3 separate regions of the Homo sapiens genome follow, and regions 1 and 2 are each linked to region 3. A link is a loop called in an ENCODE intact Hi-C map of the cell type or tissue named here. Cell type or tissue: CD4-positive, alpha-beta T cell. All regions are shown on one strand. Links, peaks and the distances in the headings refer to the core of each region. The heading gives the core; the rest is flanking DNA.

What was found. Peaks named below come from ENCODE experiments on the same cell type or tissue, not always from the same donor. Only the 100,000 strongest peaks of a DNase experiment are listed, where the experiment ranks them.
Region 1: it touches region 3 in a loop (2.5-fold over the local background); 8 of 110 quality-filtered maps call a loop at or near these places.
Region 2: it touches region 3 in a loop (9-fold over the local background); 15 of 110 quality-filtered maps call a loop at or near these places.

What each region holds. Positions count from the first base shown.
Region 1 is chr15:22,881,844-22,889,892 of GRCh38, reverse strand. CYFIP1 (cytoplasmic FMR1 interacting protein 1) reads left to right here. Exons shown (of 31, transcript NM_014608.6): 24 at 6,882-7,025; 25 at 7,957-8,047. Among named protein-coding and RNA genes, the nearest start is that of NIPA2, 47 kb to the right of the region's middle. RefSeq lists an enhancer at 7,027-8,049. In CD4-positive, alpha-beta T cell, for the core only: no CTCF peak of the experiment used is centred there; no DNase peak of the experiment used is centred there.
Region 2 is chr15:22,917,927-22,925,975 of GRCh38, reverse strand. CYFIP1 (cytoplasmic FMR1 interacting protein 1) reads left to right here. Exons shown (of 31, transcript NM_014608.6): 14 at 7,118-7,284; 15 at 8,041-8,049. Among named protein-coding and RNA genes, the nearest start is that of CYFIP1, 58 kb to the left of the region's middle. In CD4-positive, alpha-beta T cell, for the core only: no CTCF peak of the experiment used is centred there; no DNase peak of the experiment used is centred there.
Region 3 is chr15:22,969,574-22,977,622 of GRCh38, reverse strand. All of the region lies in intron 1 of CYFIP1 (cytoplasmic FMR1 interacting protein 1), which reads left to right. Among named protein-coding and RNA genes, the nearest start is that of CYFIP1, 6.8 kb to the left of the region's middle. RefSeq lists enhancers at 56-557, 558-1,057. In CD4-positive, alpha-beta T cell, for the core only: no CTCF peak of the experiment used is centred there; a DNase peak (open chromatin) is centred at 2,632.

The DNA of each region.
Region 1 (8,049 bases), core at 3,719-6,218, 90 kb after region 3:
GGAAATGTTATTTTAGAAGATAGGACTAGAAAGTTTGGCGAGTGAGAATAATTTCTTGGGTCTCTGTGAACTAAAAGATTTGCTCTGGGCTTCTCTTGACTTTGAAATTTTTAATCCCTGTTTTAGGCATAACAATAAAGTAGGTTTTTGTCACTCCCTGATAGAGAGGCATTTGTGCGCAGAGGGCACTGGGCAGAGAGGCTCCTCTGTCACCCCCATCTGGAGAGGATGGCTGTGGAAGCGAGGGAGGCAGGCGGGGGGTAGGCAGGCGACCCGACTGCGTGGGGCCGTGCACCTGCGGTTCTGATGGATCGAGTCCTGGAAGGGGCCTCGTGGGGTTGGTTTTTGAGATCCCAGGATAGCACTGTGGTGACATCTTTGCTGCCCAGTGTGTCTGTGTGCCCTTTGTGGTGTTAAAGGCTCTTGACACACGTTTTTATTCTCCAGGATTTTCTCCCAGGAGTGCAGGGAGGCACTGTTGCTTCCATTAAGATGCCAACATGAGCGCGCTGTTCCAGGGTGGTGGTGCGGGGTGCACATTTGCCTTGAGTCAGCCCCTACACTGCCAGAGCACCCTGCTGCCCTGTGTGCATGGGCACCACCTCAGGGATGGCTCCAGGGAATGGGCACTTGGAGGCATTTGCAAAGCTGATGCTCTTTTGGAGAGAAAGAAAGATTTGATGATGTGAATTTGATTTTTTTTTAAATTCAACTATTTGCAACTGAACTTGAACCTCACTGTAAGAGATTTCTGCCTCCGTTTCAGAAACTGTTTGTGTCGTTTTTGTTAAAACCTAAGCTAGTACATGGTTTTTCTTTTTGTTTTTTGTTTTTTTTGTGTGTTTTTTTTTTTTGAGACAGAGTCTGTCCCCTAGGCTGGAGTACAGTGGTGTGATCTTGCCTCACTGCAACCTCCAGTGATTATTGTGATTCCAGTGATTCGTGTGCCTCAGCCTCCCGAGTAGCTGGGATTACAGGAGTGTGCCACCACGCCTGGCCAATTTTTGTATTTTTAGTCGAGACAGGGTTTCACCATGTTAGCCAGGCTGGTCTCGAACTCCTGACCTCAAATGATCCACCTGCTTCAGCCTCCCAAAGTGCTGGGATAAAGGCGTGAGCCACTGTGCCTGGCCATAAACCAGTAATTTTTTTTTTTTTTGAGACAGGGTTTTTGCTTTGTCACCCATTGCTGGATTGCAGTGGCGCAATCACAGTTCACTGAAACCTCCGCCTCCCAGGCTCAAGCAATCCTCCTGCCTCAGCCTCCCAAGTGGCTGGGACTACAGGCATGCACCACCACATCTGGCTAATTTTTGTGTTTTTTGTAGAGATGGGATTTCACCATGTTGCACAGGCTGGTCGCGAACTCCTGAGCTCAATCAGATCTCCTGCCTGGGCCTCCCAAAGTGCTGGGATGTAGCCGTGAGCCACCGTGCCTAGTCCTAAACCAGTAATTTTCTATTAGATTATTTAGACATATACAAGTGACACTGATGTTGACCACCACCCACTCAAGAAGAGGCTGGATACTAAAAGAGATGATGTCTGAGCTGAGTCATGTGCTCACAGCAGACAGCCCTTGTACTCACAAGCACTCACATATGCCACGTGCACTTGCTTCTGCTGCAGTATGAGTCACAGTGTATATCTGTGTGATTATGGAATACACAGGAATCCACTCAAAAAACAGATTAGTGCTTTTTTTATGAATAGTGAACTAGGGCTGGTATCTTGCAGGAATAAAATAAACTTAGATGAGGGACCCATTTATGCAATGTTATCTTTTTCGTTCTTGGTCATGTCACCACTTACAGCATGCCTGCTTCTCAGTAAGACACCCTTTTGAGCACATTAACTAGTATTCTTTATCTCATAAGTAAGATTGTCCCCATTTCACAGATGAAGGCTCAGAGTGTCGTGAAAGTTAGAGCACCCAAGTTGCACGACTGGCGAGTCCAGAGCCGGCTCTGTGTGCTGTGACCCACCTTCTCTGCTTGTCGAACAAGGCTGGAGACTGTATCAGGCACGGGCAGCAGAGTCTGTCTTGAACTGAGCTGTGTGACTGGACATCCAGAGTGCTTCCTCTTCTGAGCTTAAGTCTTTTACAGCACAGTGTTTGTGACGGTGCCCTTCCCCAGAAGTAGTGCCTCCTCCCACTCCCCTGAGTAGTTAAGTCACATCTGCTGTTTGTTACCCTAGCTGTGTTGTCTCTCGGATGTGTCATCTTTGGGGTGAGCTTAGTCTACTGGGAAACCGGACACTGGGCAGGGGGCCAGAGGCCTGGGACCATGTGTTCATTGAGTGATGCCTCCTCTGACAGCTGTCATCCTGAGCCAGTCAGGGCGGGTCTGAGAATGAATTCTCTCACTTGTAACATGAGGTCATTAGATTTCACTGATGACTTTCGTGTTCTTCTTTTCAAACATTGAACCTGTTATCAACCAAAAATATTACACAGAATCCCAGCACATAAAGCCCAGGGTGCTGCTCTGAGGAGAGGCTGGGAGGAGGGGGTGTGGGCGAAGATGTGTAGATGGTTTCTTCAAGGTTGCAGCGGGCCGCAGGGCTTGGGCCTGGGACAGACACTGGGTGGGGTTTCTGTCCTTCAGTGTTGTCTAATCTCGTCACTGTAATCAGTTTTGGCTCTTTGTTTTGGGGGGTCTCATGACCCTCTACACATCTGATAATTCACTAGAAGGACTCACATAACTCAGAGTCTTACAGCTGCAGTTTATTCCAGCAAAGGGGTACAAAGCAGGATCAGTAATGGAAGCAGACAGATCAGGCGGAGGCTGAAGAAAGCAGGAGTGGCTGTATTAATATAAGATAAAATCAACTTCAGAGCAAAGAATATTGCCAGGGAGATTACATAATAATAAGTCAAACCACCACGAAGAAAACATAGCAATGCTAGATGTTTATGCGTCAAACAACAAGGCTTCTGTACTTGAAGGAAAGACTAATAGAAGTAAAGGAGAAGTGAACAATCCCACAGTTACAGTTGGGGACTTCAACTCTCATTTTAGTAATTGACAGAACAAGTAGACACAAAATCAGCAACAGTAGAAAAGAACTGAACACCACCATCGACCAACAGGATCTAACTGACGTGTGTAGGTTCCTCTACCCCACAACAGCAGAATATATACGTTTTTCAGATTCCCATGAAACATTCACCAAGATAGACCATACGCTGGGCCATAAAACTCACCTCAACAAAATTTAAAGAACTGAAATCCTATGGAGAGTGTTCTCCAACTACAATGAACTCAAACCAGAAACCAATAATAAAAAGATAACCAGAAAATCTCTATATGCTCGGAAATTAGCACACTTTTAAATAATCCTTGGGTTGAAGAGGAAATCTCAAGAGAAATTTAAAAATACATTGAATTGAATGAAATGTAAATATATCAAGATTTGATATATACAGCTAAAGAAGTGATTTATTTGATTTGATTATTCGATTTATTTATTTGATTTATTTGGTATACAGCTAAAGTGCTGAGAGGGAAATTTATAGCACTGAATACTCACAGTAGGGGTCTCCTGCTATCTGCACCCGTGTCCTTAGACAAGCTGAGGGGTGTCCTTCTGCAGGAACCACCTTGATATGTTTTGGCTCTATGTCCACACCCAAATCTCATCTGAAATTGTAATCCTCATAACCCCCATGAGTCAAGGGAGGGACCTGGTGGGAGGTGATTGGATCATGGGGGTGACGATGTTCTCATGATAGTGAGTTCTCACGAGATCTGATGGTTTTATAAGGGGTTCTTCCCCCTTGCTCTCTCTTCTCATTCCTGCCACCTTGTGAAGAAGGTGCCTGCTCCCCCTTCACCTTCCGCCATGATTGAAGTTTTCTGAGGCCTCCCCAGCCATGTGGAACTATGAGTCAGTTAAACCTCTTTCCTTTATAAATTATCCAGTCTCAGGTATTTATTTTTAGCAGGGTGAAAATGGACTAATACAGTAAATTGGTACTGGTAGAGTGGAGTACTGCTATAAAGATACCTGAAAATGTGGAAGTGACTTTGGAACTGGGTAACAGGCAGAGGTTGGAACAGTTCGGAGGGCTCCAAAGAAGGCGGGAAGATGTGGGAAAGTTTGGAACTCTCTAGAGACTTGTTGAATGTTTTTTGTTTGTTTGTTTGTTTTTTGAAATGGAGTCTCACCCTGTTGCCCAGGCTGGAGTGCAATGGCGCAATCTCAGCTCACTGCAACCTCCGCCTCCCAGGTTCAAATAATTCTCCTGCCTCAGCCTCCCAAGTAGCTGGGATTACAGGTGCCCACCACCATGCCCAGTTAATTTTTTTGTATTTTTAGTAGAGACAGAGTTTCACCGTGTTGGCCAGGCTGTTCTCAAACTCCTGACCTTGTGATCCACCCACCTCGGCCTCCCAACGTGCTAGGATTACAGGCGTGAGCCACCACGCCCTGCCTGTTGAATGGTTTTGACCAAAATGCTGATGGTGCTATGGACAATAAAGTGCAGGCTAACTAAGGTGGTCTCAGATGGAATTGAGGAGCTTGTTGGGAACTGGAGCAAAGGTCACTTTTACTACACTTTAGCCAAGAGACTAGCAGCATTTTGCCCCGCCCTAGAGATACGTGGTACATTGAACTTGAGAGAGATCTGAAATTGGAGTTTGTTTAAAAGGGAAGCAGAGTATAAAAGTTTGGAAAATTTGCAGCCTGAGGATGTGATGGAAAAGAAAAACCCATTTTCTGGAGAGGAATTCAAGCTGGCTGCAGAAATTTTGAATGTCAATCACCAAGACAATGGGGAAAATGTCTCCAGGACATGTACGAGGCAGCCCCTCCCATCATAAACCCAGAGGCCTAGGAGGGAAAAATGGTTTTCTTGGCTGGGCCCAGGGCCTGCCCTGCCCCTATGGTTCCCCCTCCCCCACCTCCCCACCCCACCCCCCATCCCCGTGCAGCTTCAGGACTTGGTGCCCTGCATCCCTGCTTCCTGGTCGCTAAAAGGGGCCAACATACAGCTCAGGCTGTTGCTTCAGAGGGTGCAAGCCCCAAGCCTTGGTGGCTTCCGCGTGGTGTTGGACCACCTAGATTTCAAAGGACATGTGGAAATGCCTGAATGTCCATGCAGAGGTTTGCTGTGGGGGTGGAGCCATCATGGAGAACCTCTGCTAGGGCAGTGAGGAAGGGAAATGGGGGGTTGGAGCCCCACACACAGAGTCCCCACTGGAATACTGCCTAGTGGAGCTGTAAAAAGAGGGCCACCCTCCTCCAGACCCCAGTCAGCTTGTACTGTGTACCTGGAAAAGCCACAGACACTCAATGCCAGCCTGTGAAAACAGCCAGGAGGGGGACTGTACCCTGCAAAGCCACAGGGTGGAGCTGCCCAAGACTGTGGGAGCCCACATCTTACATCAGTGTGACCTGGATGAGAGACACGGAGTCAAAGGAGATTATTTTAAAGCTTTAAGATTTAATGACTGCCCCACTGGACTTTGGGCTTCCATGGGGCCTGGAGCCCCTTTGTTTTGGCCAGTCTCTCCCATTTGCAATGGGAGCATTTATCCAATGCCTGTACCCCTATTGTATCTAGGAAGTAACTAACTTGTTTTTTATTATATAGGCTCATAGGTGGAAGGGACTTGACTTGTCTCAGATGAGACTTTGGACTTGGACTTTTGAATTAATGCTGGAATGAGTTAAGACTTTGGGGCACTGTTGGGAAAGCATGATTGAGATTTGGGAGGGGCCAGGGGCAGAATGATAAGGTTTGGCTGTGTCCCCCACCCAAATCTCATCTCCACTTGTAATCCCCATTATGCCCACATGTCAAGGGTGGGAGCTGGTGGGAGTTGACTGGTTCATGGGGGCAGTTTTCCACATGCTGTTCTTGTGATAGTGAGTGAGTTCTCACGAGATCTGATGGTTTTATAAGGGGCTTCGCCTTTTGTTCTCTCTTATCTTTCCTGCCTTCTTGTGAAGAAGGTGCTTGCTTCCCCTTTACCTTCTGCATAACTGTAAGTTTTCTGAGGCCTCCCCAGCCATGTGGAACTGTGAGTCAGTTAAACCTGCCTTTTTTTTTTTTTTTTTTTTTGAGATGAAGTCTCGTTCTGTCACCCGGGCTGGAGTGCAGTGGCGCGATCTCGGCTCACTGCAAGCTCCACATCCCAGGTTCATGCCATTCTCCTGCCTCAGCCTCCCGAGTAGCTGGGACTACAGGCACCTGCCACCACGCCCGGCTAATTTTTTGTATATTTAGTAGAGACGGGGTTTCACCGTGTTAGCCAGGATGGTCTCCATCTCCTGACCTTGTGATCTGCCCACCTCGGCCTCCCAAAGGGCTGGGATTACAGGTGTGAGTCGCCGCGCCTGGCCTAAACCTGCTTTTTTTTAAAATAAATTATGCAGTCTTGGGTATTTCTCTATAGCAGTGTGAAAACGGACTAATACACACCCTAACTACCTTCCTCGCCTTCCCACTCCACAGGGGTCTCTCTCCCGGCTCCGGGGGTGCCCTGTGCATCCTGAGAAGGCAGCTCCCCCGGCCCCTTCAGGGTCCGACCTTGGGCATCCTGCTGGGAGACTGGGAGGCAGGGGGAAACTCTGGGTCGTATTCATTTCTCATTCTAGACTTCAAAATGGCTTCTAGCGAGTCGGCTATTCAACAAATGTTGAAACACCAAATGGTTTTCTTTTCTTTTCTATTTTAGCAGGTTTCTTTTTGGTGGCAGGCTAAGTAGGTTTTGTAACTGTACCAGTTAAGGGCAGTAGATTTTACAAGTCAGTAGACTCAGACCCGCTCACCTGAGCCTGTGTGTGTTGAGTGATCTTCTCACACAGTTCTTCATCTGCACATGTGTGCGGGGACCATGCTGAGAGCTCTGTGCCCTGTTTTCCAGGCTTTGAACTTGGCCTACTCCAGCATTTACGGCAGCTACCGGAACTTCGTGGGACCTCCACACTTTCAAGTCATCTGCCGGCTTCTCGGCTACCAGGGTATCGCCGTGGTCATGGAGGAGCTGCTGAAGGTCGTCAAGAGCCTGGTGAGTGTTCCCTGGACATGCTTCTTTCACACAGCCTGGATTCCCTGGGGCACCCATGCCAGAGGGTCTTCTCTGCCTGGACTGTGATTCTCCAACAGCTGGATTCGTTCAATTAGGCTTCAAACATTTCTGACCATATATAGTTTGATACTTCCCTCATCTTTTCAAACTCAAGAGAATGGGTCCAGGTTATTTTAACTGATACGCAGAGTTTTTATTTGTATGTGTAGAGAGGGGGTCTTGCTATGTTGCTCAGGCTGTCCTTGAACTCCTGGGCTCCAGAGATCTGCCCATCTTGGCCTCCCAAAGTGCTGGGGTTACAGGCGTGAGCCACCTTGGCCAGCCTGGATTTAGTTTTCTAGACATAACTTACTTTTTATAATTTTTCATCCTTTTTATTATTTTAATCTTCTGTGACTTGAGACCATGTAAGAGTTTGGTCACTTGGCACAGCCATCAGCCCGTGACCCAAACAGGTCCTTCCAGGACCCGCTGGGGACTCTGTCCCAAAACATGTGGCAGCTTGGAGGGTGTTAGGATTGCTGACCTCACCACAGCTGAGCCTGGGGCCGCACCCAGGAGCACAGACAGCGTCCTGGGGGACCCTGGAGCTGGCAGTGCTCACGATGCTGGGGTGCATCCCCATAGGAGACACCTGGCGACAAAGCTCTCCCCTCATTGTGGCACCCCGGGACCACTTTCATCTTGAAAGAGGAGTCCAGTTTCAGAACATGAATTCAGTCATGGGAAGCCACCTGGTGATGGTTGCTCTCTCTCCCGGGGTGGATTTTATTCCCCAGCCAGACGATCCTGCAGCCTTGCTGGTTACCGAGCTCTTTGCTAACAGACTTGTTTCAGGGTATGCGCCGGCCACAGGCGTTAGCAGAGCGGAGTGGGGTGGCTGACGCAGCCCGTCTCATCTCCCCGGCAGCTGCAAGGCACAATCCTGCAGTACGTGAAGACGCTGATGGAGGTGATGCCCAAGATCTGCCGCCTGCCCCGGCACGAGTACGGCTCTCCTGGT
Region 2 (8,049 bases), core at 2,420-4,919, 53 kb after region 3:
ATGCTCGGCCGCTCGCTCTTCCTCATGTCGCTCTAGCTTCACACCATCTTCTCTGTCAAAAGCAAAAACATGAACAAAACTGCCTGTTTACTCATTGCTTCTGTGTGGGCACCCCTTTCCATCTGGCAGAGTAGTCAGAGTAGAACGCATTAGAGAAACAGTGGTTGTCGGTCCTGGGTCTGCACTGAAGCTCCCTGGGTGCGAATCTGGACTCCTGGACCTGCGTCTGGATGGAGAGCAGTGTCGGGTGCGGGGAAGGGAGGTGAAAGAGATGTGGCCCCTGCTGAGAGAGAAGAGCTGTCTTGCTCTCCTGTGAGGCAGGCGCTGCACTCCCCTCGTGAGCCTTTCCATGGGCAGCTCTTCATTCCAGCATCAACTGGTATCTTTTCTTTCATAGCTGTGCTTTTCCTGTGCTGTTTGAGAAATCTTTGCATACTCTCAGGTCGTGAAGGTATTCTGCATTGCTTTCTGGATACTTCACTCTGCTTTCACACTGAGATGCGAAATTCACCTGAAATTCATTTTTGAAACAATTCCGTCCAACCCTCACGCTGCCACCTTTGTAGCTGGTCACGTGACAATGCATGTGTGGCTGTGTTTCTGCTCTGCTCTAACCCAGTGTCAGTTGCTGTCGGTATCCCAGCACCACTCTGTAGCTTTGTAGTCATCTACCGTGTATGAGAAAGCACGTCTTTCTGTCTCCTAGACTTCCTTGGCTATTCTTCCCCACTGTAGTTTCATATTCATTTTAGAATCAGCTTTTCCCATCCCACAGTGAGGATTTTAATCAGGATATGAACAATCCTATGGATCATGACAGGAGAATTGACAGAAGTCTCATACAGTTGGCCCTCAGTGTTCTTGGGTTCCACCTCCATGAACCAACCTTGGGTCAAAAATGTTCAGAAAGAAAAAATAACACTACAACAGTGAAAAGTAATAAAAATGTTAAAAACCACTGTTTTGGCCTCAGCCTCCTGGACTCAAGCAATCCTCCCACCTCAGCCTCCCCATTAGCTGAAACTATAGGTGCATGCCACCACACCTGGCTAATTTTTATATTTTTGGTAGAGATGGGGTGTCACCAAGTTGCCCGGGTTCGTCTCAAACTCCTGAGCTCAAGCAATCCACCCGCCTCAGCCTCCGAAAGTGCTGGGATTGCAGGTGTGAGCCACTGCGCCCAGCCAAAATTTTCTGATTTTTTGACATAAGGTTTTTCATAGTAAATTCTCATCTTATTTTGGTAGAAGCTTTTTTTTCACATAACCATACAGTTCACCCATTTGAAGTGTAAAAGTCAATGCTTTCAGCACATTCACAGAGTTGTACAGTCACAATCAAATTTAGAACAAATATAAATGCCAGCCCATTATCAGCCACCCTTCATTCTTCCCTCCCTCAACCGTATGCAGCCACCACTCTGCTTTCTGACCCTGTAGATTTGCCTGCTCTGGGCATTTCATATGAGTAGATCATACCATATGTGGCCCTTTGTGACTGGCTTTCACAAAGCATAATTTTCACTTAGCATAATTTTCCTTTTATTTTTCTTAAGATGGAGCCTTGCTCTGTCACCCAGGCTAGAGGGCAGTGGCGTGATCTCAGCTTACTGCAACTTCTCCCTCCCGGGTTCAAGCAATTCTTGTGCCTCAGTCTCCAGAGTAGCTGGGATTACAGGCACCCACCACCACGCCCGGCTAATTTTTGTATTTATAGTAGAGACAAGGTTTCACCATGTTGGCCGGGCTGGTCTCAAACTCCTGACCTCAGGTAATCCGCCTGCCTTGGGCTTCCAAAGTGCCAGGATTACAGGCGTGAGCTACCGTGCCAGGCCACTTAGCATAATTTTCAAGATTCACACAGGTATCACTGTTTTGTTCTGTTTATTGCTGAATAATATTGCATTACATGGATATGTTACATTGTATTTATCCATCCATCAGATGATAGACATTTGGGTTATTTCTACCTTTTCACTACTATGAAGTTGCTGAGAACTTCTTTTTCTTGTTTTTTTTTTTTTTTTTTTTTTTGGAGACAAGGTCTCACTCTGTCACCCAACTGGAGTGCAGTGGCAGGATTATGGCTTATTGCAGCCTCAATCTTCTGGGCTCAGACAATCCTCCCTCCCCAGCCTCCCAAGTAGCTAGGACCACAGGCACAAACCACCATGCCTGACTAATTTTTAAATTTTTTGTAGAGATGGGGTCTCACTGTGTTGCCTAGTCTGGTCTTGAACTCCTGAGCTCAAGTGATCCTCCTGCTTTGACTTCCCAAAGCACTGGGATTAGAGGTGAGCCACCATGCCCAGCCTCTATGAGCTTTCATGTGCGGGTTTTTGTGTAGATGCTGGTTTTCATTTCTTTTGATTGTATAGCTAGAAATGCAATTACTGGATCATAACAGCACATTTAGCTTTTGAGGAACTACCAGATAGTGGCAGCACCATTTCTCCTTCTTACCAGCAGTAAGTGAGGGCTCCAGTTTCCCCACATCCACACCAAACTTGTTATTGTATGTCTTTTTGATTCTAGCTATCCTAGTGGGTGTGAGGTGGTATCTCATTTCATTGCGCTTTTGATTTGCGGTTTTCTAACAACTAAGGATGTTAAACGTCTTCTTATGTGCTTGTTGGCCATTTGTGTGCATTATTTGGAGAAATGTCTCTTCAGATCCTTTGCCCATTTTTAATTAGGTTATCTTTTTTATTATTGAGTTGTAACAGTTCCTTATACATTCTAAATATCAGTTCCTTACAGCCATAGGATTTTCAGTATCTTCTCCCATTCTATGATTGTCCTTTTAGTTTCTTAATGGAGTCTTTTGAGACACAAAGTGTTTGAATTTTGATTATGTTTGATTTATCTGTTTTTCTTTCGTTGCTTATGCTTTTGGTGTCATATATAAGAAATCATTGTGTAACCCAGGTCATGATGATTTACTCCTGTGTTTCCTTCTAAAAGTCTTTTTTTTTTTTCTTTTTTGAGACAGAGTCTTGCTCTGTCACCCAGGCTGGAGTGCAGTGGCATGATCTCAGCTCACTGCAACTTCTGCCTCCCAGGTTCAAGCAATTCTCCTGCTTCAGCCTCCCAAGTAGCTGGGATTACAGGTGTGCGCCACCACACCCAGCTAATTTTTGCATTTTTAGTAGAGACAGGGTTTCACCATGTTGGCCAGGCTGGTCCTGAACCCCTCACCTCAGGTGATCTACCCGCCTTTGCCTCCCAAAGTGGTAGGATTACAGGCATGAGCCGCCACGCCCAGCCTCTTCTAAAAGTTTTATAGTTTTAGCTCCTAACTTAAACCTAATTTAAATATATGATCCATTTTGAGTGGATTTTTATACAGCGTTTGACAAGGTTGTGTGAGGGGCCCTCCAGACCACCCTCCATCCCCCTGACTGGCTGGGAGGACTCACAGGGCTTGGTAGTTGTTGCACTGAAGGTTATGACTCCTTGCAGCCAAAAGACAGAGTCAGATCAGCAAAGGGAAAAGGCACAGGAGTGGAGTCCAGAGAAGACAGGTGTAAACTTCCAGCTGTGCCTGCTAGTGGAATTGCACGGGACGTGCTTATTTCTCCCAGCGATGATGTGTGACAGCACACACAAATTGTGGCTCACCAGGGCAGCTCCCCAGAGCCTTGGGGTCCTGGGTTTTTACTGGGGGCCAGTCACGTGGCTGACCTTGGCTACTCAGACTCTAGGTCCTCAAAACACACACAGGAGGTCACTATTAGTCACCTTGTTAGCAGAGACTGATCAGACTGGTACAGCAGTAGGCCCGGGGCCCCAGGCACACAAAAACATAATCTCTAGGCAGGACACTCCCAAGGTTCAGAGCTGGTTCCTGGGATGACTTCAGCCAGTCCTGAAGATGGGCCTTTCTTGGGGATGTGCGGAGTTTCATTCTCCCCAGCCTGCTGAGTTAACCCTTTCCTGCACAAGGGTCCACCTTGATTCTCTCGCATGTGCAGATACAGTTGTCAGTACTATTTGTTGAAAAGATGATCTTTCCCCATCAAATTGTTTTGGTACCCTGTTGAAAATCAATTGTAAGTTAACTTCTGGACTCTTAATCCTATCCCATTGACCTCTGTCTATCCTATGACAGTATTTTTTCATAATCTCTTAATCTGTCTATAAACTGCTAATGTCCCCTTTTTCATTCTTAATGCTGGTAACTCGTGCTTCTTTTTTTTTTTTTTTTTTTTTGAGACAGAGTCTCGCGTGTTGCCCAGGCTAGAGTGCAGTGGCACAATCTCAGCTTACTGCAACCTTCACCTCCCGGGTTCAAGCTACTTCTGGCCAATTTTTGTATTTTTAGTAGATACAGGGTTTCACCAATGTTGGCCTGGCTGGTCTTGAACTCCTGACCTCAAGTGATCCACCCTCCTTGACCTCCCAAAGTGCTGGGATTACAGGCGTGAGCTACTGTGCCTGGCCTGCTTCTCTGTCTTTTTTTTCTTTGTTATTCTTGCTAAGCATTTGTCAGTTTTACTGTTTATTTACTGAACAGCTTTGTCTTTGTTGATCACCCTTGATTATACACTTGTTTTCTGTTTCATTGTTACATTTATTTATTTATTTATTTATTTATTTATTTATTTTTGAGACAGAGTCTCGCTGTGTCACCTAGGCTGGAGTGTAGTGACGCCATCTCAGCTCACTGCAACCTCCACCTCCCAGTTTCAAGCAGTTCTCCTGCCTTAGCCTCCCAAGTAGCTGGGACTACAGGTGTGCACCACCACACCAGGCTAATTTTTGTATTTTTAGTAGAGACGGGGTTTCACCATATTGGCCAGGCTGGTCTCGAACTCCTGACCTTGTGATCCGCCTGCCTCGGCCTCCCAAAATACTGGGATTACAGGCATGAGCCACTGCGCCCGGGTGCTTTTAGTTATTTTTCTTCGATTTTGGGGGGGTTTATTTTGCTGTTTTCTATAAATTAGTGATGAATGTTTGATAAGTATTATGATTTTTATCCTTTTTAGTTTTCTAATGCGTGCATCTAAAGCTCTCAGTTTGCTGTTAACTTGCCTTTTCCTTCTTCCTGTAAGTGTGAATATGTAGGATTGTTATGTTCACTTAAATGGGTTTTTCCTCGTTTGGTTTTTTAAATAGAACTTTTCTTTTTTGTTGATTGGAAAAACAATATAAAATCATCAGTTTTCCAAAGTAAGCATGCTGAAAACACAAGCATGGCATTAGGAAGGCACAGTGCCTGCGGCGCCATCACAGAGATGGCGCTGAGCAGCTGGGTGCGTTTTCTTCCAGACTTTTTCCTTTCTAAAATTTTCATTATTTTAATTGCATATAGACCATGAGTCTTACATGAAAGCAGTCTATTTGGAAATTCTTTACGTTATAGAAGGATGAATTAAAAGCAGACTGTCAACTTTTCCACCTGAAAATTTCATGAAAAAGAAAAGCACCAAAATCATATAAGCCATGTTTCAAGTACTTGTCAGACACGTCTTCATTTACCCATGAATCAGGCTGTTTATAAAGCCATAATGAGGAACTCAAAAGGTGTGAATAAAACCAGAAAGTGATAGAGGGAGACTGTGTGAAGCCTTGGGGAAACACATTTGTGTTCTTGCTAAGTGAACTTCAAACCAACAGATTTAATAAAAGTAGGAAGATGCCTAGCCAAGCATGGTAGTGCATGCTTATAGAACTAGTTACCCAGGAGGCTGAGGCAGGAGGATCGATTGACCCTGGGAGTTCAAGGCTGCAGTGAGCTATGATCATGCCACTGCACTCCAGTCTGGGCAACAGAGTGAGACCCTGTCTCAAAAAAAAAAAAAAAAAAAAAAAGCTGCCTTAATTTTGAATCTGTCAAATACTTAATTTCAAAAGGTTTTTTTTGTTTGTTTGTTTTTTGTTTTTTTTTATTACTGTGGACTGAAGACCATTTTCAGATGTTGAAGTAGGGTTTTTGTTTTGTTTTGTTTTGAGACAGGGTCTCGCTCTGTCACCCAGGCTGGAGAGCAGTGGCATAGTCATGGCTCACTGCAGCCTCGAACTCCTAGGCTCAAGTGATCCTCCTGGCTTAGCCTCCCGAGTAGCTGGGACTATAGGCTCATGCCACCACACCTGGCTAATTTTTAAATTTTTTGTAGAGATGGGGTCTGGCCATTTTGTTCGGGCTGATCTTGAACTCTGGTCTCAAGTGATTCTCCCGCCTCAGCCTCCCAAAGTGCCAGGATTATGGGTGTGAGCCACTGTGCCTGGCCAAAGAAGGGTTGTTAAGATTTTCCCAAATGTATTAGTCTTAGGTACAGCGTTCTAGTTAAAAGATAAAAAGAAGTGAATTATGTTTCACTGGTGCTATTAAATGTTCCACTTTGGTGTCTTATATGTCAGACATCCACACGGCAGGGTGGACTTGGGGTAAGTGTGTCTTGCTCTGCCTCACTTGCTGCTTTCAGAGAGATTTCTAGGCCTCACATAGCTATCATGAAGTTGGCTGTAGAAATATTTATAAACGGCAAAAGCCGTAAGAAAGCTCATGCAATTGTAAAGGTCATACTTGGTTTGTGACCTTCAATTGTTTATTCAGAAAGTAATAAAGCACACTGTCATGACAAAATTACTGTCTGGAAACAGGGAAATAATGAGCCCTGGCACCATTTTTCTGTCCCAGGAATTCCTTTGGAAGCTCTTTGTCATGTAATTATGTTCCATCAGAGTCTTCCAGGCTTTTTCTGTGAATGGTAGTTCACTGCGCCTTTGTTGTGAACAATATGGGATTTGGACTACAACCTCTTGTAACTTCTTTTTCTAGTAATATCATGCCTGCTTTCCTGAGTCTTTTTCTTCTTTCCTATTTGAATTCCATCACAGGAGGGTGTGCTGGGGTGGATGCATGTGTGTTTCGAGTCAGATGCATCCCTGTCCTCCAGGTGCTCATGGTCTGATGGGGAGTCAGATGCGGGCACAGTTCCATTGACTATGGCTTTGGAGAAGACGTTTTGGGGCAGGGCAGCTGCAGGGCACGAACGCGGGAGGGCGTAAGGTGCTGTGGGCGAGGAGGAGCAGCCCCCGGCATGTGCCAGGCAGAGGAGGCTTGGTGCCATCCCTAAGAAGGGCCGTCCCTGTTGCTGTGTCCCCCGCAGGTGATCGCCATGATCAAAGGCCTGCAGGTGCTGATGGGCAGGATGGAGAGCGTGTTCAACCACGCCATCCGGCACACCGTCTATGCCGCACTGCAGGACTTCTCCCAGGTGACCCTTAGGGAGCCGCTGCGGCAGGCCATCAAGAAGAAGAAGAACGTCATCCAGAGGTCAGCCTTCCCCACGCCCTGTGCCCGCTGTGCCCACACGTCCTCGGATGAACTTGGATTCAAACAACAGGAGCGTTAAATTCTCAAAAATGATTTCAATATATTTATCTTCAACCTTCAGATGCCCTCTTGGTGAATTACCTCTAAAAGTAATGCATGGGTCCAATTATTAACCCAAACAATGGACAGTAAGTCAGCTGCCGAGTGTCTAGGGAGTCTGAGGACCCCGGGACAAGGTGCATTTATCCCAGGCTCGCGGTGCCTGTGGTTCATGCATGGTGCCTTATGGGGGTCTCTGCACGGTGGAGCCCTGTTGGTGATGAGGCTGTGTTCCAAACCAGTCGAGAGACATGGCCAGGCTCTGGTCATGTGGGTGACTTCACATTCCTGTTGGTTACTGGGGACAGCCAGCTGCGGGCAGGCGGGGCCCAGCTCTGCTCCGTGCGGAGGCTGTGTTCTGCCCTCTCCCTGCCCACAGCATGACTCAGAGCCACCTCACTGCTGCCCTGGGCTAACAGATGCGAACTGGAGCTCAGGGCAGTCTTCTGGGGGTAGTAATACTCTCCAGAAGGCAGACTCCTTTTTAACTTTCCTGTTGAGCTGGTCCATTACCACATCCCTCCATGGCCCCCAGAGTAATTTGTATTTTCATGGGGGCTGTTCTGAGAGCCTTGTAGTTGGGTGAGGAGATGGTGTGATTGTGAGGCTGGAGGTCTCGGCCTCTGGGCCTTGCTGATCACTTGGTGGGGTGTTCAGTGTCCTGCA
Region 3 (8,049 bases), core at 1,240-3,739:
CTGACCTCAGGTGATCCACCCACCTCGGCCTCCCAACGTGCTGGGATTACAGGCGTGAACCACCGCGCCCACCCAAAACATATTTTATAGTGTGAAGTTTTAACTAACATGTCCAAGCTATTCTCATTGTTTTTCCTATTAAAATTTAGCCAACCCTTAGAGGCCATTGATAAAGCATGGATTAATTACACTGACATAATTTAAAAACCTTATTTTAGCCAGTGCAATAGTATCAGACAAAGAAAGAAAAGGCATACAAATTGGAAAGGGAAAATTGTCCCTATTTGCTGACAACATGATTATCTACATAGAAAATCCAGGGAATCTATGAAAAAGCTACTAGAACTAATTAATGAGGTTAGCAAGGTCACAAGATACAAAGTCAACACACAGAAGGCGACCTTATTTTTCTTTTTTTTTTTTGAGACAGAGTTTCATTCTTGTTGCCCAGGCTAGAGTGCAATGGTGCGATCTCGGCCCACCGCAACCTCTGCCTCCCGGGTTCAAGCGATTCTCCTGCCTCAGCCTCCCGAGTAGCTGGGATTACAGGCATGTGCCACCATGTCTGGCTAATTTTGTGTTTTTAGTAGAGATGGGGTTTCTCCGTGTTGGTCAGGCTGGTCTGGAACTCCCAACCTCAGGTGATCCGCCTGCCTCGGCCTCCCAAAGTGCTAGGATTATAGGCGTGAGCCACCGGGCCCGGCCTGGCGACCTTATTTCTGCATACAGCAGTGCCCCTTATCCATGGGGAGATACATGCAAAGTCAACACTATACAAGCTGACCTTATTTCTGTTTACAACAGTCCTTGTTATCCATGGACGATACGTTCCAATGGAAGCCTGAAACCTGAGATAAGACAGAACCCTCCGTGTACTGTGGTTTTTTTCCCTATACATCTATGCCTATGATAAAGCTTAATTTACAAATTAGGCGCAGTAAGAGATTACCAACAATAACTGTTCATAATATAGAATAATTATATACTGAATAAAAGTTATATAAATGTGTTCTCTCTTTCAAAATATCTTTTTGTATGCACTCACCTATTTTTGGAGGGCAGTTGACTGTAGGCAGCTATAACTGGGGAAACAGAAATTGCAGATAATGAAACTACAGGTAAGTGGGGACTACTGTACTAGCAATGTACAATTAGAAAGTTAAATTTGGCTGGGCGTGGTTGCTCACGCCTGTAATCCCAGCACTTTGGGAGGCCGAGGCGGGCGGATCACAAGGGCAGGAGTTCGAGACCAGCCTGGCCAACATAGTGAAACCCTGTCTCTACTAAAAATACAAAAATTAGTTGGGCATGGTGGCGTGCGCCTGTAGTCCCAGCTACTCAGGAGGCTGAAGCAGGAGAATCGCCTGAACCCGGGAGGCGGAGGTTGTGGTGAGCCGAGATCGCGCCACTGCAGTCCAGCCTGGGCAACAGAGCGAGACTCCGTCTCAAAAAAAAAAAAAGAAAATTAAATTTAAAAACACAACATTTCGTTTGCTTCAAAGGAATCAAATACTTAGGTATACATTGAATAAGACTTACAGGATCTGTATGCTGAAGATGAGAGAAATCAAAGATCATTTAAGTAAATGGGGGAACATACCATGGTCAGTGGTTGGAACACTCAACATAGTAAAGACATCAGTTCTCTTCATATTGATCTATAAATTTAACCCAATTCCAATTTAAAAATATTAGCATGCTTTAAAAACAAAAATTTTAAACAAAAATTTTGTTTATTGAGGTATAATATACCTACTTTATAAAATTCACCTACTTTTAAGTATACGTTTGGCTGGCCTGTGAACGAGGGGGTTAGGGATTCCAACCCCCTGTGCAGTTGAAAATCCGAGTGTAACTTTTTTTGAGATGGAGTTTCGCTCTTATTGCCCAGGATAGAGTGCAATGGCACGATCTTGGCACACTGCAACCTCTGCCTCCTGGGTTTAAGCCATTCTCCTGCCTCAGCCTCCCAAGTAGCTTGGATTACAGGCATGCGCCACCACTCCCACTAATTTTGTATTTTTAGTAGAGAGGGGGTTTCACTGTGTTGGTCAGGCTGATCTCGACCTCCTGACCTCAGGTGATCTGCCCGCCTCTGCCTCTGCCTCCCAGAGTGCTGGGATTACAGGCGTTAGCCACCGAGCCTGGCCTTTAACCTTTTTTTTTTTTTTTTTTTTTTTTGAGACGGAGTCTCGCTCTGTCTCGGCTCACTGCAAGCTCTGCCTCCCGGGTTCAAGCGATTCTCCTGCCTCGGCCTCCTGAGTAGCTGAGATTACAGGCACCCGCCACCATGCCTGGCTAATTTTATATTTTTAGTAGAGATGGGATTTCACCATGTTGGCCAGGCTGGACAAGTATAACTTTTGACTTCTCAAAAGTTAAAACTACGTGACTTCCCAAAAGTTAAAACTACGAATAGCCTGCTATTGACCAGAAACCTTACTGATAACATAAACAGTTGATTAACAGAGATTTTGTAAGTTATATGTATTACATACTGTGTTCTCATAATAAAGTAAGCTAGAGAAAAGAAAATGTTGTTAAGAAAATCATGAGGAAGAGGAAATAAACTGACTACTCATCACGTGGAAGTGGATCATCAGAAAGGTCTCCATCCTCAAAAAGCTCACAGTGAGCAGGCCAAGGAGGAGGAAGTGGATGGGTTGGTTTTGCTGTCTTGGGGGTGGCAAAGGCAGAAGTGGAGGGAGGTGGAAGGAGGGGCTAGAGAGGCAGGCATACACCGTGTAACTTTTACTGGAAAAAGTCTGCAAATAAGTGGACCCGCATGGTTCAAACACGTGTTGTTTCAGGGACAACTATACAATAATTTTTAGAAGATTTCTGGAGCTGTGCAACAACCATCACCATAATCCAGTTTTTGTTTGTTTGTTTTGAGACAGGGTCTCACTCTGTCACCCAGGCTGGAGTGCAGTGGTGTGATCTCAGCTTACTGCAACCTCCGCCTCCTGGGTTCCAGTGATTCTCATGCCTCAGCTTCCCAAGTACCTGGGATTACAGGAGGTGCCACCAAGCCTGACTAATTTTTTTGCATTTTTAGTAGAGGAAGGGGTTTCACCGTGTTGGCCAGGCTGGTCTCGAACTCCTGGCCTCAAGTGATTCATCTGCCTCGGCCTCCCAGTACTGGGATTATAGGCATGAGCCATCGTGTCCGGCCTGTTTTTGTTTTTTTAATTTTAATTATTTTTTAAATGGAGATGGGGTATCACTATGTTGCCCAGGCTGGTCTTGAACTTCTGGGCTGGAGCAATCCTCCTTTCCTCCTGAAAGTGCTAGGATTACAGATGTGAGCCACCAGGCCCGGCCTTGCTCATCTGTTGATGGACAGTTAGGTTGATTCCATGTCTTGGCTGTTGTGAAAGGTGCTGCAATAAACATGGGGTACAGCGATCTCTTGGACATACGGATTTCATTTCTTTTAGATATATACCCAACAGTGGTGTTGCTGGGTCATATGGTAGTTCTATTTTTAATATTTTGAGGAACCCCCGGCACTGTTTTCTACAATGGCTATACTGATTTACATCTCCACCAACAGTGTACAAGGGTTTCCCTTTCTCCACACCCTGGACAACACTTGTTATCTTTTGCCTTTTTGACAAGAGCCAGTCTGACAGGTGTGAGGTGATAGCTCATTGTGGTTTTGATTTGGATTCCCTGATGATTAGCGATGTTGAGCATTTTTTCATACACCTGTTGGCCACTTGTACACCTTCTTTTGAGAAATATCCATTCAGATCTTTTACAATTGAGTTGTTTGAATTCTTTGTATATTTTCATTATTAATCCCTTATTAGTTATATGGTTTGCAGATATTTTCCTGCATTCTGTAGATTGTCACTTTGTTGATTGATTCCTTTGCTGTGCAGAACATTTTTAGTTTGATGTAATCCCATTTGTCTATTTTTTCTTTTGTGGCCTTTGCTTTTGAGGCTTTATTTCCTCAAAATAAGCCAGGCACAGAAAGACAAGTACTGCACGATCTCACTCACATGTGGAATCTGAAAACGCTGATGCCACAGAAGAACAGAGCAGAATGGTGGTTACCAGAGGCTGGGGTGGCTGGCGGAAGGGGAGAGAGGAAGATGTTGGTCAAAGGATACACATTTACAGTTAGATACAAGGGGGAAAGTCCAGAATAGGCAAATATACAGAGACAGAGAGTAGACAGGTGATTGCCTGGGGCCAGAAAGCAGGGGAGAGAGGATCAGTGAAGAACGGGTAGAAAAAGTGAGAATAACTGCTAATGGTTAGGGAGTTTCTTCTCCCTTTTTTTTTTTTTTTTTTTTTTTTGACAAGGTCTCGTTCTGTCACCCAGGCTGGAATGCAGTGGGGCAATCATGGCTTACTGCAGCCTTGCCCTTTTGGGCTTAAGCAATTCTCCCACCTCAGCCTCTCCAGTACCTGGCACTACAGGTGTGCACCATCATGCCTGGCTAAATTTTGGTTGGTTGTTGTTTTGTTTTTTTGAGACGGAGTCTCACTCTGTCGCCCAGGTTGGAGAGCAGTGGCGCGATCTTGGCTCACTGCAACCTCTGTCTCCCAGGTTCAAACGATTCTCCTGTCTCAGCCTCCTGAGTAGCTGGGATTACAGGTGTGCACCACCATGCCCGGCTAATTTTTGTATTTTTAGTGGAGGCAGGGTTTCACCATGTTGGCCAGGCTAGTCTCAAACTCCTTACCTCAAGTGATCCTCCTGCCTCAGCCTCCCAAAGTGTTGGGATTACAGGTGTGAGCCACCGCCTAATTTTTGTGTTTTTTTGTAGAAATAAGGTTTCACCATGTTGCTCAGACTGGTCTCAAACTCCTGAGCTCAGGTGATCCCCCTGCCTGGGCTTCGCAGGGATTATAGGCTAAGCCACCGCACCTGGCCACATTTAAGTCTTTAATTCATTTCGGGTTGATTTTTGTCTATGTTGAGAAGCCAAGGTCTGATATTATTTTTCTGTATGTGTGTATCTAGTTTTCTCAACACCGTTTATTGAAGAACCTATCCTTTTCTCATTGTGTGTTCTTGGCACCTTTGTTAAAAATCAGTTGGCTGCAAATGCATGCATTTATTTCCAGGCTCTATTCTGTTCCATTGGTTTATGTGTCTGTGTTTATGACAATAGTGTGCTGTTTGGGTTACTATATCTCTGTAGTTTTTTTTGTTTTGTTTTGTTTTTGAGACGGAGTCTCACTCTGTCACCCAGGCTGGAGTGCAATGGCGCAATCTTGGATCACTGCAACCTCCGCCTCCCGGGTTCAAGCGATTCTCCTGCCTCAGCCTCCTGAGTAGCTGGGGATTACAGGCGTGCGCCACCACACCCAGCTAATTTTTTTGTTTTTAGCAGAGACGGTGTTTCACCATGTTGGCCAGGCTGGTCTCGAACTCCTGCCCTCAGGTGATCCGCCCACCTCAGCCTCCCAAAGTGCTGGGATTACAGGCGGGAGCCACCATGCCCAGCCTCTGTAGTATATTCTGAAGTCAGGTAGTGTGATGCCTCCAGCCTTGTTCTTTTGCTCAGGATAGCTTTTGCTATTCCAAGTCTTTTGTGGTTCCACACAAATTTTAGGATTTCTTTTTCTATTTGCATGAAGAATATGGTAGGTATTTTGATAGAGACTGCATTGAATCTGTAGATTGCATTGAATCTGTAGATTGCTTTGAATCTGTAGATTGCATTGAACCTGTAGATTGCATTGAATTTGTAGATTGCTTTGGGTACTATCTATTGTTTATTTATTTTTTGAGATGAGTTACCTAGGCTGTTACCCAGGCTGGAGTTCAGTGGTGCAGTCATGGCTCACTGCAGCTTTGATATCCTGGGCTCAAGCGATCCTCCCACTTCAGCCTCCTGAGTGTCTGGGACTACAGGTGTGAGCCACCACGTGCAGCTACTTTTTATTTTATTTCTTTTCTTTTTCTTTTTTCTTTTTTTTTTTGAGACAGAGTTTTGGTCTTGTTGCTCAGGCTAGAGTGCAATGGCGCAATCTTGGCTCACCGCAACCTCTGCCTCCCGTGTTCAAGCAGTTCTCCTGCCTCAGCCTCAAGCTACTCAAGCTGGGATTACAGGCGCCCACTACCACGCCTGGCTAATTTTGTATTTTTAGCAGAGATAGGGTTTCTGCATGGTGGTCAGGCTGGTCTGGAACTCCTGACCTCAAGCGATCTGCCTGCCTTGGCCTCCCAAAGTGCTGGGATTACAGGCATGAGCCATCACGCCCAGCCTTATTTTATTTTTTAGTAGAGACAAGGTCTAGCTGTGTTGCCCAGGCTAGTCTTGAACTCTTGAGCTCAAGTGATCCTCCCACCTCATCCTCACAAAGTGTTGGGATTACAGATGTGAGCAACAGCACCTGGTCTATTAATTCTGTTGTTGCCAGTGTTTTTGGTGTCATATCCAAGAAATCATTGCCAAATCTGATGTCATGAAGCATTTCTCCTGTTTTCTTCTAAGAGTTTTATAGTTTTAGATCCGATGTTTAGGCGTTGATCTGTTTTGAATTAACTTTTCTTTTTTGTGTGTGTGTTTGGTTTTTTTTCGAGACAGATCCTTGCTCTGTCGCCCAGGCTGGAGTGCGGTGGCGCAATCTCGGCTCACTGCAAGCTCCGCCTCCCGGGTTCAAGCGATTCTCCTGCCTCAGCCTCTCTAGGAGCTGGGATTACAGGCCCCCGCCACCACACCCAGCTAATTTTTTGTATTTTTAGTAGAGACGGGATTTCACCGTGTTAGCCAGGATGGTCTCGATCTCTTGACCTTGTGATCTGCCCGACTCGGCCTCCCAAAGTGCTGGGATTACAGGAGTGAGCCACCACGCCAGGCCAAATTAACTTTTCTGTATATTATATAAGGTAATGGTCCAACATAATTCATGTATGTGTGGATATTCAGTTTTCCTAACACAATTTGTTGAAAAGACTATTCTTTTTCCATTGAATGATCTTGACATCATTGTTGAAAATTGTTTGGCCACATATGTGAAGGTTTATGTCTGGGTTCTTTGTTCTGTTTAATTGGCCAGTATGCCTTTCTTTATGCCAGTGCCACACTGTTTCAATTACTGTAGCTTTATGGTAAGTTTTGAAATAAAAAGGAGTGAAGTCTCCAACTTTGTTCATCTTTTTCAAGATTGCTTTGGCTATTCTGGGTCCTTGGAGATTCCTATGAATTTTAAAATGGGTTATTTTTGCAAAAACAAAGTGCTGTTGGAATTTTCAAAGGGATTGCATTGAGTCTTTAGAAGGCTTTGGATTGTATTGTCATCTTAACAATATTATGTCTTCCAATCCATTAACAAAGATGTCTTTCCATTTGTTTGTATTTAATTTCTTTCAGCAGTGTTTTATATTTTTTAGTGTGTAAGTCTTTCACCTCCTTGATTATATTTTTTTAAATTGAAACTTGTATTTAGCCATTTTGAGACTAATATCTTGAATAAGTAAAATTCATTTACACTACATTCTTCATCTTTTGGATGCTGTTGTACATGGAATTAATTTCCTTTTGGGATTGTTCATTGCTAAAATATAGAAATGCAACTGATTTTTACATGTTGCTTTTGTATCCTGCAACTTCCCTGAATTCGTTTATTAGCTCTAACTAATAATTATTATGGAATCTTTGGGATTTACTACATATAAAATCATGTCATCCAGAGTTTCATGTGTTATGAGGCACAGAGGGACTACCTTTTTATCATAATGTTTGTAGTAATTTTTGTCCGCAGGTCTGTTTTGTCTAATACTTGTCTAATGTTAGTATTGCCACTTCCCTCTCTTTTGGTTACTCTTTGCATGGTATGTCCTTTTGCGTTCTTTTAGTTTCACCGTACTTGTATTTTTATATTTAAAATTTGTTTCTAGTGGATAGCATATAGTTGGTTCATGTTTTCTGTTTACTCTGTAAATCTCTGCCTTTTGATTTGAGTATCTTGTTCATTTACATTTAATGCAAATATGTATGTAGTGGGATTTACATCTGTCATTTTGTTATTTGTTCTCTTTATGTCTTATATCCAGAGAGCTGATGGCCACAGCAGCTCCGG